Regions from separate parts of the Homo sapiens genome. Here region 2 is linked to region 1. Evidence: read pairs that join two places in POLR2A ChIA-PET (ENCODE). Cell type or tissue: A673. All regions are shown on one strand.

What was found. Peaks named below come from ENCODE experiments on the same cell type or tissue, not always from the same donor. Only the 100,000 strongest peaks of a DNase experiment are listed, where the experiment ranks them.
Region 2: POLR2A ChIA-PET joins it to region 1 with 10 read pairs; 4 of 35 experiments call an interaction of 5 or more read pairs at or near these places.

What each region holds. Positions count from the first base shown.
Region 1 is chr17:40,446,227-40,451,226 of GRCh38, reverse strand. All of the region lies in intron 1 of IGFBP4 (insulin like growth factor binding protein 4), which reads right to left. Among named protein-coding and RNA genes, the nearest start is that of IGFBP4, 5.3 kb to the right of the region's middle. In A673, a CTCF peak has its summit at 830 (motif pointing right); no DNase peak of the experiment used is centred here.
Region 2 is chr17:40,322,760-40,327,759 of GRCh38, reverse strand. The region is part of intron 1 of RARA (retinoic acid receptor alpha); the gene reads right to left. Among named protein-coding and RNA genes, the nearest start is that of RARA, 16 kb to the right of the region's middle. RefSeq lists enhancers at 1,463-1,522, 2,559-2,628. In A673, no CTCF peak of the experiment used is centred here; a DNase peak (open chromatin) is centred at 4,779; H3K4me3 peaks cover 187 bases; H3K27ac peaks cover 1,578 bases.

The sequences.
Region 1 (5,000 bases):
CCCAAGAAGGACAGTCCAGAGGGGACTCCAGTCCTACATCAAGTTCCTAAGAGTCAACCAAAGAGAAGACACTATAGCAAGACCCCCTGGCCAAGGTAGGCAGCAAAAGAAGAAACATAAACTTCAGAAGACGAGGACTGTGCCAAGGGGACCATAAGGAGATGGATCCTGAGCCCTCGGTTAGGAACCAGAGAAAGATCTGGGATCCAGGCCCTTCCTTTGAGACCCTCCCAAGGAATTCCTCCAGCCAAAGAAACCTAAGCTGCCCCAGTGATCACCTCCCTCCACACCCCCACCTTGCACAAAGCCATAAGGCTTGAGGATGGAGTCACCGTGTTTCAGGGGTGTAAGCTGGAACTGGGGAGTGGAGAGAAAAAGGAAATGGAAGACCTCAAAGAATTAGAACCAGGCTGGGTGCTCACGCCTGTAATCCCAGTGCTTTGAGAGGCCGAGGTGGGAGGATCACTTGAGGCCAGGAGTTCAAGACTAGCCTGGGCAACATAGCAAGACCCTGTCTCTACCAAAAAAAAAAAAATTAGTCAGACCTGCCTGTGGTCCTAACTTAGAAGACTGAGGTAGGAGGATCGCTTGACCCCAGTACATCAAGGCTACAGTGAGCTATGATTGTGCCACTGCACTCCAGCCTGGGTAACAGAGCAAGACCCTGTCTCTTAAAACAAAAACAAAAACAAAAAAACAAAAAAAAAATTCAAGAATTAAAGAATTAGAACCAAATGTCAGAAGGACAGAGGCTGAGCTGAGATGTGGACAAAGGCCCCACCCTGTTACTTAAGTAGGGCTGGAGATCACCTGGACTTGTTTGCCACAGCCCAGGACACTAACACCAGGGGGCACCCTTCCAACCTGGAAAGCCTTTGTTTTTCCTGAGTTTGCTTTCTTTTAATGACCATAAAAGAAAGTACTAGGGGCCAGCTGGGGTGGCTCACGCCTGTAATCCCAACACTTTGGAAGGCCGAAATAGGTGGATCGCTTGAACCCAGGAGTTCAAGACCAGCCTAGGAAACATAGTGAAACCCTATCTCTACAAAAAATTAGCCTGGTGTGGTGATGCACAGGTGTAGTCCCACCTACTTGGGAGGCTGAGGTGGGAGGATCACCTGAACCCAGGAGGTCGAGGCTGCAGTGAGCAGTGATCACACCACTGCACTCTAGCCTGTGCAACAAGTGAGACCCTGTCTCAAAATTTTAAAAAAGCAAGCACTATTTTGTACAATGATTCATTCCTCTCAGTAAATGGGTAGAATATTCTTTGGTTCAAGGAGTGAGGAAGGTTTTTCAGGAGTTCAAGGAGTGAGGAAGAGTTTTCAGGAGGTAGTGAGCTCCCACCCTGGAAGTGTGGAGAATTAGGGTGGTAGCAGCCTCAAAAATCTCAAGAGATATGGAATAGAAGCATGACCACAACTATGCTTTCCATGCTGAGTTTCTTTTTCTCTCTCTCTCTCCTTTTTTTTTTTTTTGAGACGGAGTCTCGCTCTGTCGCCCAGGCTGGAATGCAGTGGCGCGATCTCGGCTCAATGCAAGCTCCACCTCCCAGGTTCACGCCATTCTCCTGCCTCAGCCTCCCAAGTAGCTGGGACTACAGGCGCCCGCTACCATGCCCAGCTAATTTTTTTGTATTTTTAGTAGAGATGAAGTTTCACCGTGTTAGCCAGGATGGTCTCGATCTCCTGACCTCGTGATCCACCTGCCTCGGCCTCTCAAAGTGCTGGGATTACAGGCATGAGCCATTGCGCCCGGCCTTTTCTTTTTTTTTTAAGAGACAGGGTGTCACTGTGTTTCCCAGGCTGGTCTCAAACTCCTGGCCTCAAGTGATCCTCCTGCCTAGACTTCCCAAAGTGCTAGGATTACAGGCGTGAGCCACAGTGCTGAGCTTTTACGAGTCAAAGTTCACAAATAACTAACCCTCAGAGGATTATTAATGGATATTTGGGATGTTTACCATTAAGGAGGATTAGGTATGCTCACTGAAGCCTAGGGCTGCATGGGGCACAGGGTGAGTCCAGAGGCATGGCTTATGCTCTTGGGTTGGTATGGCCCCATGTCACATCAGAGGGTTACCTACGAAAAGCTAAGCCAGCAAACTGCCTGGCTTCTCCCTTGTTAGGTTCCCCACTAGCCATCCTACTTATCCCCAGTTCATGTCTACACGGAGTAGCACCCACCAGATAGGGAGAGTAGCTCCCTCCTTAGTCTCATGGGGACACAGGGTAAATCCGTATTTGCCTACTCACACAGACAGGCTCAGGCTCAAGAACTGCAAGTGTACACAAACAATCACGTGTCCAGACACACATTCATCCACATGTGCCTTACCCACATGCACTTGGGCACTCTGACCCTGCCCTGGTCAGAGACACAGAGCCAGGGCAGGGCACGCTGACTTCAACAGCTTCTCTGCACCGTGGTTTGTTGACTTTCCATGTAATCTGTAACTTTTCCTTGCCCAACCCTGCTTAACTGGCAGACTGAAGAGCCACCCCAGGATCCACCCCTAAGCACCAGGTTTTTGTGGGGGTAAGGGTTATAGCATTGAGTCTCTTGATAACGTTAACCTTCTCATCTCCAAAACTGGCTAAATACTTGCTATTTCCCTGCTCACACAAGAGTTCCAGCCACCTGGTGCTACTCATCCTGGTAGTGCCCTCTGGAGAAATTCCAATGCCTGTGGGTTCCCCTCTGAGCAGGAGTGGAGTCAGACCTATTCCCCTGAAAAGTCTGACCTCCAAAAAGCTTGTTTGGGAGATGGGACTTCCAAGTAGGCTTGGTCCTCCTACAGCGCCCAGCTTGGAGCTAAGCCAGTTGACATCTGACTATAGGGGAAACCTCGGTCTTTGCTCCAGCAGCAGAGGAAGGGAAGGCGCCAGAGAAGAGGCCACACGGCTTTGGCACCACCGGCTGCAAAGTTTGTGGCGAAAGCCAGAGGATTTCCTCTTTCCTGTTGCCTGATTTTACCCTCACAATTTCTCCCCAACGCCAGCCCCTGGCCCTCGAGAGACACCTAGGCTATGAACTGAGTGGGCCCAGCCATCCCGACCAGAAGTTTCAGCTGTGATCCAGAGGGTCACCCACCTGTCCTGCTAGAAAGGTCTTTTCCCTCTTCCCCTAGACTCTAGCTGGAGAAGCCAAGACCGCTGGTGCTGGGTACCAGGCCCTTTCTCTGAGGTCTGGCTCAAGGGGTATCACCCCCAACAGCTGTGTCATGCTGCCAGCCTCAGAATAAAAAACAGATAAGGCAACTTGGCCTGTTCTTCCCATGTTGACAGCAGCAAAATGCACCAAAGGCCACCCCACCCCTCTCAACTCCTCTGAATGTTGCCCCAAATTTGCTCCCTCGTCCTACCGCTTCCCTAAGTCCCAGCATCAGCTTCTTCATCACCATCTTCCTCATCACTTCAATTTATTGAGCTCTTACCCGATGCCAGACGCCCCAACCCTGTGAGGCAGGTCCTGTTGCCCTCCCCACTTTAAAAATTAGGAAAATGAAGTAGACTGGGTGGAAGGGGAGGAGGAGAGACTTAGCTCTGCAGCACTCTGTCTTTAAGTGGAAAGACTCCTGATACCCGAGGCACCAATACTGCTAGCTTTGCCAGTACTAAATTAAAAATGGGAAGCGGCCATGCTCCTCCCTCCCCCTCCCCACAAGGCACAGAATTTCTGGGAATGCCCTTGTTCCCATGACATAACTGGATTCCCAGTACTGAAGTAGGGGGGCAGAATTTGCTGCATTGACTAAAAATTAACCCAGCCTGCCTGTTCCCTAACCCTGTCCCAAAGGGACTGAGAGCCCAGCTTAGGAACTCCCCGTCCAAACGCTGATCTTTCCGCTGTCCACTCCCCCAGATTCCATGAGTCTAGGATCAGTACCAGGATGCAGAGGTGTGGACTTTTGATGCACACGCCCCGCCTCATCTCTGGTGGCCTCAGTGGTGTTAAGCCACAACCTGGCCAGCACATGGAAAGCTGTGACAGGAGGGCAGGCAGGGGTGGCTGGAGACGGAAAGGGGAGATCTGCCCCTGGGGCAAACAGGAGGCAGCTGGACCATAGCAGCCAAAGAAGGGGGCATGCCAAGTGGCCACCCTCCCCCAGCCACCTGCTGACACTCAGCCCCAAAAGGAAAAGGCAGAAAAAATAGACAGGTACCCTCGACCAAGCTATTCGCGGGCCAGTGGGCCCAAACCTTGGGACCTAAAGCAGACAGTGGCCTACTGACTGTGTAAGGCTAAAAAGATGGGTGGGTAGGGGCTTGGTCGTCTTATCTCACCCACAGACCCTGCAGGGCTGCAGCAGAACTCTAGAGAGTGCCTTTTACATGGTGCCATGTGGCCCAGGTCACAGCAAGGGATTACTTCTATGATGACTAGGAGGTGTGGGAGGGCACGGGCATAGCTTGCTCAGTAGGTACCTCCAGGCTTCCCTCGTCTCTCTCCAGATACCTGCATCCATTGCATGGCTGGAGGCTGGAGGACAAGGCAAGGAGGAAAGGGGGAGGGGCATTACAGACCTTGGCTGTGTCATCCAAAGGGGACCTAAAGCCACCCCATTCCAAGACACCGTTTTTTGTTTTTTTTGTTTATTTGTTTTGTTTTCTTTAGACAGAGTCTCGCTCTGTCACCCAGGCTAAAGCGCAGTGGCACAATCTTGGTTCACTGCAACCTCCACCTCCCGGGTTCAAGTGATTCTCCTGCCTCAGCCTCCCAAGTAGCTGGGACTACAGGCACGCACCACCATGCCCAGCTAATTTTTGTATTTTTAGTAGAGACGAGGTTTCACCATGTTGACCAGGCTGGTCTCAAACTCCTGACCTCAGGTGATTCACCCTCCTCAGCCTCCCAAAATACTGAGATTACAGGTGTGAGCCACTGCACCCGGCCTACTTTTTTTTTTTTTTTTTTTTACGAAATAGAGTCGCCCAGGCTGGAGTGCAATCACGTGATCATAGCTCATTGTAACCTTGAACTTCTCATCTCAGACTCCCAAA
Region 2 (5,000 bases), 120 kb after region 1:
CACATACAAACTCATGCATGCAGGTCTACAGAAAACATCTGGGTGGGCAAGAGCACGCCTGCAGCCCCAGCCTGTGTGTGTGCAGGCATGCATGTGAGGAGAAGGAACCTGGAGATACCATCTCTCCACACCTGGGCTCCACCACACAATGAACACAGCTCAGAAACTGCATGCATGGGCCCCAGTACACAGCTCCCCAAAGACACAACCACAGCCCCACAGTCTCCCAAACTGTACATTCTCCGAACCTCACACAGCCAGGGTGGCCCTTGTACCTGCTGCTTCTGCCAGAAGATGCTCTGAGGTCCTCCCTGTGGGCCCAGCCCATGCACCAGGTCCACAAACACTCAGGTGAATTCACATCCACAGAGGCCTGCCTCTCTCAAGGTGAGGCCCAAGGGGCAGCTAACCCAAAGTGAGGCCTCTGTAACCCACGCTGAGGCCCAGAAAGCCATCACTCCAGATCTCAGGCATCCTGACCCAGCCTTTGGGGGTCGGGAGGCCAGTTTAGTCAGTCCAGCCTGGACCCTCTGGAACCCACCCTTGCTCCCAGAGAAGAGAAAACCACAGCCACCTCAACTCTGCCCCAGTGGAGTTTGAAATTGAATCAAACTTCAATCCCCACTACCCCCACCTCACCCCCAGCCCACCACCCACACACACTACAGGGCAAGGCTGGAAGGCCTCCCCAGACCCCTATCAGAGCCTCCAAAAAGCCTAACCCAGCTCTGCCTGCAAATTTCAGTGCAAATTTACTCAGCTCCCTGGGGAGGGCCTTGAGCCGCAGGAGGGCTAAAGGTCACAGAAATAGGCCAAGGGCCAGAAAGACCAGAGAACAGGGATGGGCAAGGGTAGGGATGACCAGGGTGGGCCCAAAAGGGCACAGACTCTGCCTCAGAAGGTCCATCAGAAGCTATGACCCTCAGAGAGACACCTGGGCCCCAGCCCCCTACACCCCAGGGGTGGAGAAGGCCTCGGCAGAGAATCGAAACCAGTACCAAAGAGAGGGAAAACAAACTACCCACATCCAACCTCCACCCTATGCCAGCCACCTCCACTGCCCACGGGCACCCTCCCCTGAGAGAGAGAAAACCACAGGCCCACACCTCCAATATATGGAGCCTAGCCTAAGCACAGCAGAAAAAGGGGTAGGGGGCTAGAGCACCTGCAACCAGCCCCACACTCCTGCCCACTGGGGCCGCTCTCACCCTCAGAAGGTGCCAGGATCCCTTCTCCAGCATCAGCATCCCTAGCTGCCCACGCGTTACACCCCAGAGTCACACACCTAGAGAAAAAGGTGAGAGCTTTCTGAGCCACGAAGATGGGAGAAAGAACCAGAAGTCGGAAGGGTCAAATCTCAGCTCTGCCACTCTGGGTGACCTTACGCAAGTCACTTAACCTCTCTAAGCATCTGTTTACTCGCCTGTGAACTGCCTACCTCAACAACGAGCTGTGCGATTTCAGACAGGAAGTCCTGGAAAGCACCCAGACCAGAGCTTGGCACAGGGGAGGCCCGGGCAACTGGAGCCCTCCATCCCCATGCCTCTTGCCACCACCTTGGTGCCCCTCAGCAGTCGGCCTGCTTTCCCTTGCCTCACCCCACCCAGGGCAACATCTGTTGACGGGGCCAGGAGGGAGAATTACCCATTTCCCAGGGTCTGCTTCCCTCGGATGGAGGAGAGGGATGTGGGGAAAGGGATATTCGGGGTGTGGGTGGAGGCCTGACCACAACCCATTCCCAAATTCCCTTCTTTCATTTCACAAACCAAAAAAGGGAAACCTTTGGATTTAGGGAGGGGAGAAGGGGAAGAGAAATAGACCATTTCCTCCCTTATACTCAGGACAGAAGAGCAGGGGACCCCAAACTCAGCCGGGACTGGCCCCAACCTCTCTTCCTCATTCATTCTCTCTGTTCTCCAGTCTCCCCCAAAACAACGGTTCCCAAGAAATAGAGGTCAGGCAGTCTCAGAGGGGCTGAGAGAAGGGGAAAAGTATTGGGGAGCTTAAAAGAAGGGGAGACTGGGGGTTTCCTAAGCATTCTAGACAGTTAGTGAATCATATGCAAATGACACCCAGAGCTCAAGCTCAACTTGGGCAGGAGGGACTCTAGCCCTGGCAGAAACAAAGCCCTGCCGCCTTTGGACCCCTGTCCCGCCAGGAGCTGGCCAAGCAGGGCAGAACAGAGTAGATTCAAAACTAGAACCATTTAGAAACTTTCCAGGAAAACACACTCCCATACATACAAAGCCACAACCTCTCCCCTCCCCAGCGCCCCTCATATCTGCAGACAGGGGTTGGGGAGCAGTGATGACTACTCCCCGCTTTTTCAAGGGTCCCCTCTGGCCAAGGCTCTCACCCCTCTCCTCCCTGGCAAGCCTACAATCCGGCCACTCGGGTCCTCTGTTTCCTGTCTGTTCACCAGGGTCTGGGCTGCAGGAAGCCAGGTTAGCCCAGCCTCTTTTTATTTATTTATTTATTTATTTATTTATTTATTTATTTATTTATTTTTGAGATGGAGTCTCACCCTGTCACACATGCTGGAGTGCAATGGCGCAATCTCGGCTCACTGCAACCTCCGCCTCCCGGGTTCAAGCGATTCTCCTGCCTCATCCTCCCTAGTAGCTGGGGTTACAGGCACCTGCCACCACGCCCAGCTAATTTTTGTATTTTTAGTAGAGATGGGGTTTCACCATGTTCACCAGGCTGGTCTCAAACTCCTGACACGGTGATCTGCCCGCCTCGGCCTCCCAAAGTGCTGGGATTACAGGCGTGAGCCACCACGCCCGGCCAGCCCAGCCTCATTTTAAAAGAGGCTTCCCTAGGAGGGCTGGAGAAGGATCACCTGAGGGTGGCTGGGATAGCTGGAGGGTGCCTCTTCCCCACCAACCCCACAGAACCCCAGGCCAGCCTTGCTAGAGCTAGGACTGGTTTGAAAATCTGCCCTAGTCAGTGCAGGCCATAAGCATGTCCTCTTGGGAGTTAGGGGAAGGAGGAAGCCTAGTGTCTCACTTCCGGGTGCTACCACTGCCCATTGCCTCAAGACACAGTGCCTTGTCCCAAAAGAATAGGTCCAATGTCTCCACAGCTTGTACTCCACTCAGCCCAGGGTTTTTCCCCAGCTACACAGAGCTGCAGGACCCCCACACGCCATAATCTCACCAGTGACTGGATACCAGGCAGAAAGGGTGACTGGACAATCCAAGCTCGGGGCAGTCCAGGTTCTAGGAGGAGGAAGTGGGGGTCTCTGCTGGTCAGGGCTGTGCTCCCAACTCCTCCATCCCCAGGGGCCATACCCCAGATCCCCCGGGGGACATGGTCAGGACCTCTGAAGCCCAGGGTGTCTGAGAGGTCCACGTAGAACCAGAACTGAAGCCTCCCTACTCCAAGCAACGAGTAGGTGAAAGGGCAGGGGGTAATTCAGGCCTCAAGAAGAGGGACCAACCCACAGGGAAGGAAAAAAAAAATGGGAAGAGGAAGAGATGAGCCTACTGAGGCCACAGCCAGACCACAGAAATGTGTGGACCATACGCAGGCAGCTCTGTTGGGTGAGGGACCAAAGGGGCACAGACAAAAGGGGACCCCCTAGCTTGGAAACCACCGACCTCACATCCAGCCTGGCACGGGGCTTTCCCCACCCTCACACCTTGGCAGCTGCCCCCTCACCACTACCTCCCCTCCATGCTACCAAGCAGGAAGCACAGCTCTCTCACAATGGGGGGACAGCTTACAGAGATACAGGCAGGGCCAGGGTGGGGAGATAGGCTGCAGCAGCCCTCACCCCTCCCCTCAGCTCAGCCCAACCCTGCGTATGCCATATTCTGAGTCCCAGGGCAAACTGCCAGCAGGACTAGATGGTACCAGCCCCCTCTCAGCATCCCACCCTGGGGACCCACGCTGCAGGGAATCCAGGAATACACCCCCCCACCAAGTCCTGCCTCAGGATATCCTTTTGGCTCTGACCCCAGACCAGGCCTGAGTCAGACTGTGCCCTGCCCCATACCCCCCCTCCGACCCATTGACCCCCCCCCAAGCAACTTCCTACTCCACACCCGCCTACTCAGTTGGGGCTAGAACTAGGGGGAATCTCTTCCCCTCACCATCCCCAGCTGAACAGGGAAGCCCACAGGTGGATAGGGATAATAGGTCACAGATCCCCATGGCCTTCCCCTTAGAGAAGAGCGCCTGCCAGACAAGGGAGAAGCGGGTGCAGGCTGTGTGTGCAGGGGAAGGCATAGTCTGCAGAGCCCCCACCTCCCCAGCCCCAAACACATGCAACCTAGGACCCTGCCCCACAGCCCCTTGACACTCCAGCCTGGAGTCCAGGAAGCCACAGAAACTCCCTGGGGAAGGTGGTTTCCATCAGAACACAGGATGGGAGCAGGCTCCAGAACTGTATATGAGGACAGATAGGGAGCACAGAGGTTCCCTGAATGGGCATCTCTATGAGCGAGAGGAACCCCGGCCAGAGGGGACAAGGGCTGCAAAATCAGTCAGACTCACAAAGTCACAGCCACGGTCAGGCACAGCCAGATGCGGTCACAGTCTCCCCAGCACTCAGTCTGAGTAGGTGGCAGTGACTCCTCCCCACAGACAGAAGTCTGGGGGGTCCTGGGGAATCTGGGGCATCAGAGACCACACACACTCAGCCTGAAAGGACCCCCTAGTCAAGTCCCCCAAGTACCCCCCCAGCCTGGTGGGGAGGGGTAGCTCCTTCCCCACAAGAACCAGGGGTAGTGCCCACGGCAGACATCACCATGGCAACCAACAACAAACATCCCAGGAACCACAGTGGGACAGGAAGTGACAGCCACGTGACAGGAAGACATTTTTTTTCTTAGTGTTGGGGGGGTGATGAAGATTGTTTGCACCCCCTGGGGAATCAGCTGTCCCCCAGGTTTCTCCTACCTGGAGCTGGAGGGAAGGGGGACCACTAGGAAGGGGGCCAACCCCTCCTTGATCTGCACAGTGGGTCACAGGACTGACAGGGCTCTCCCTCCCTG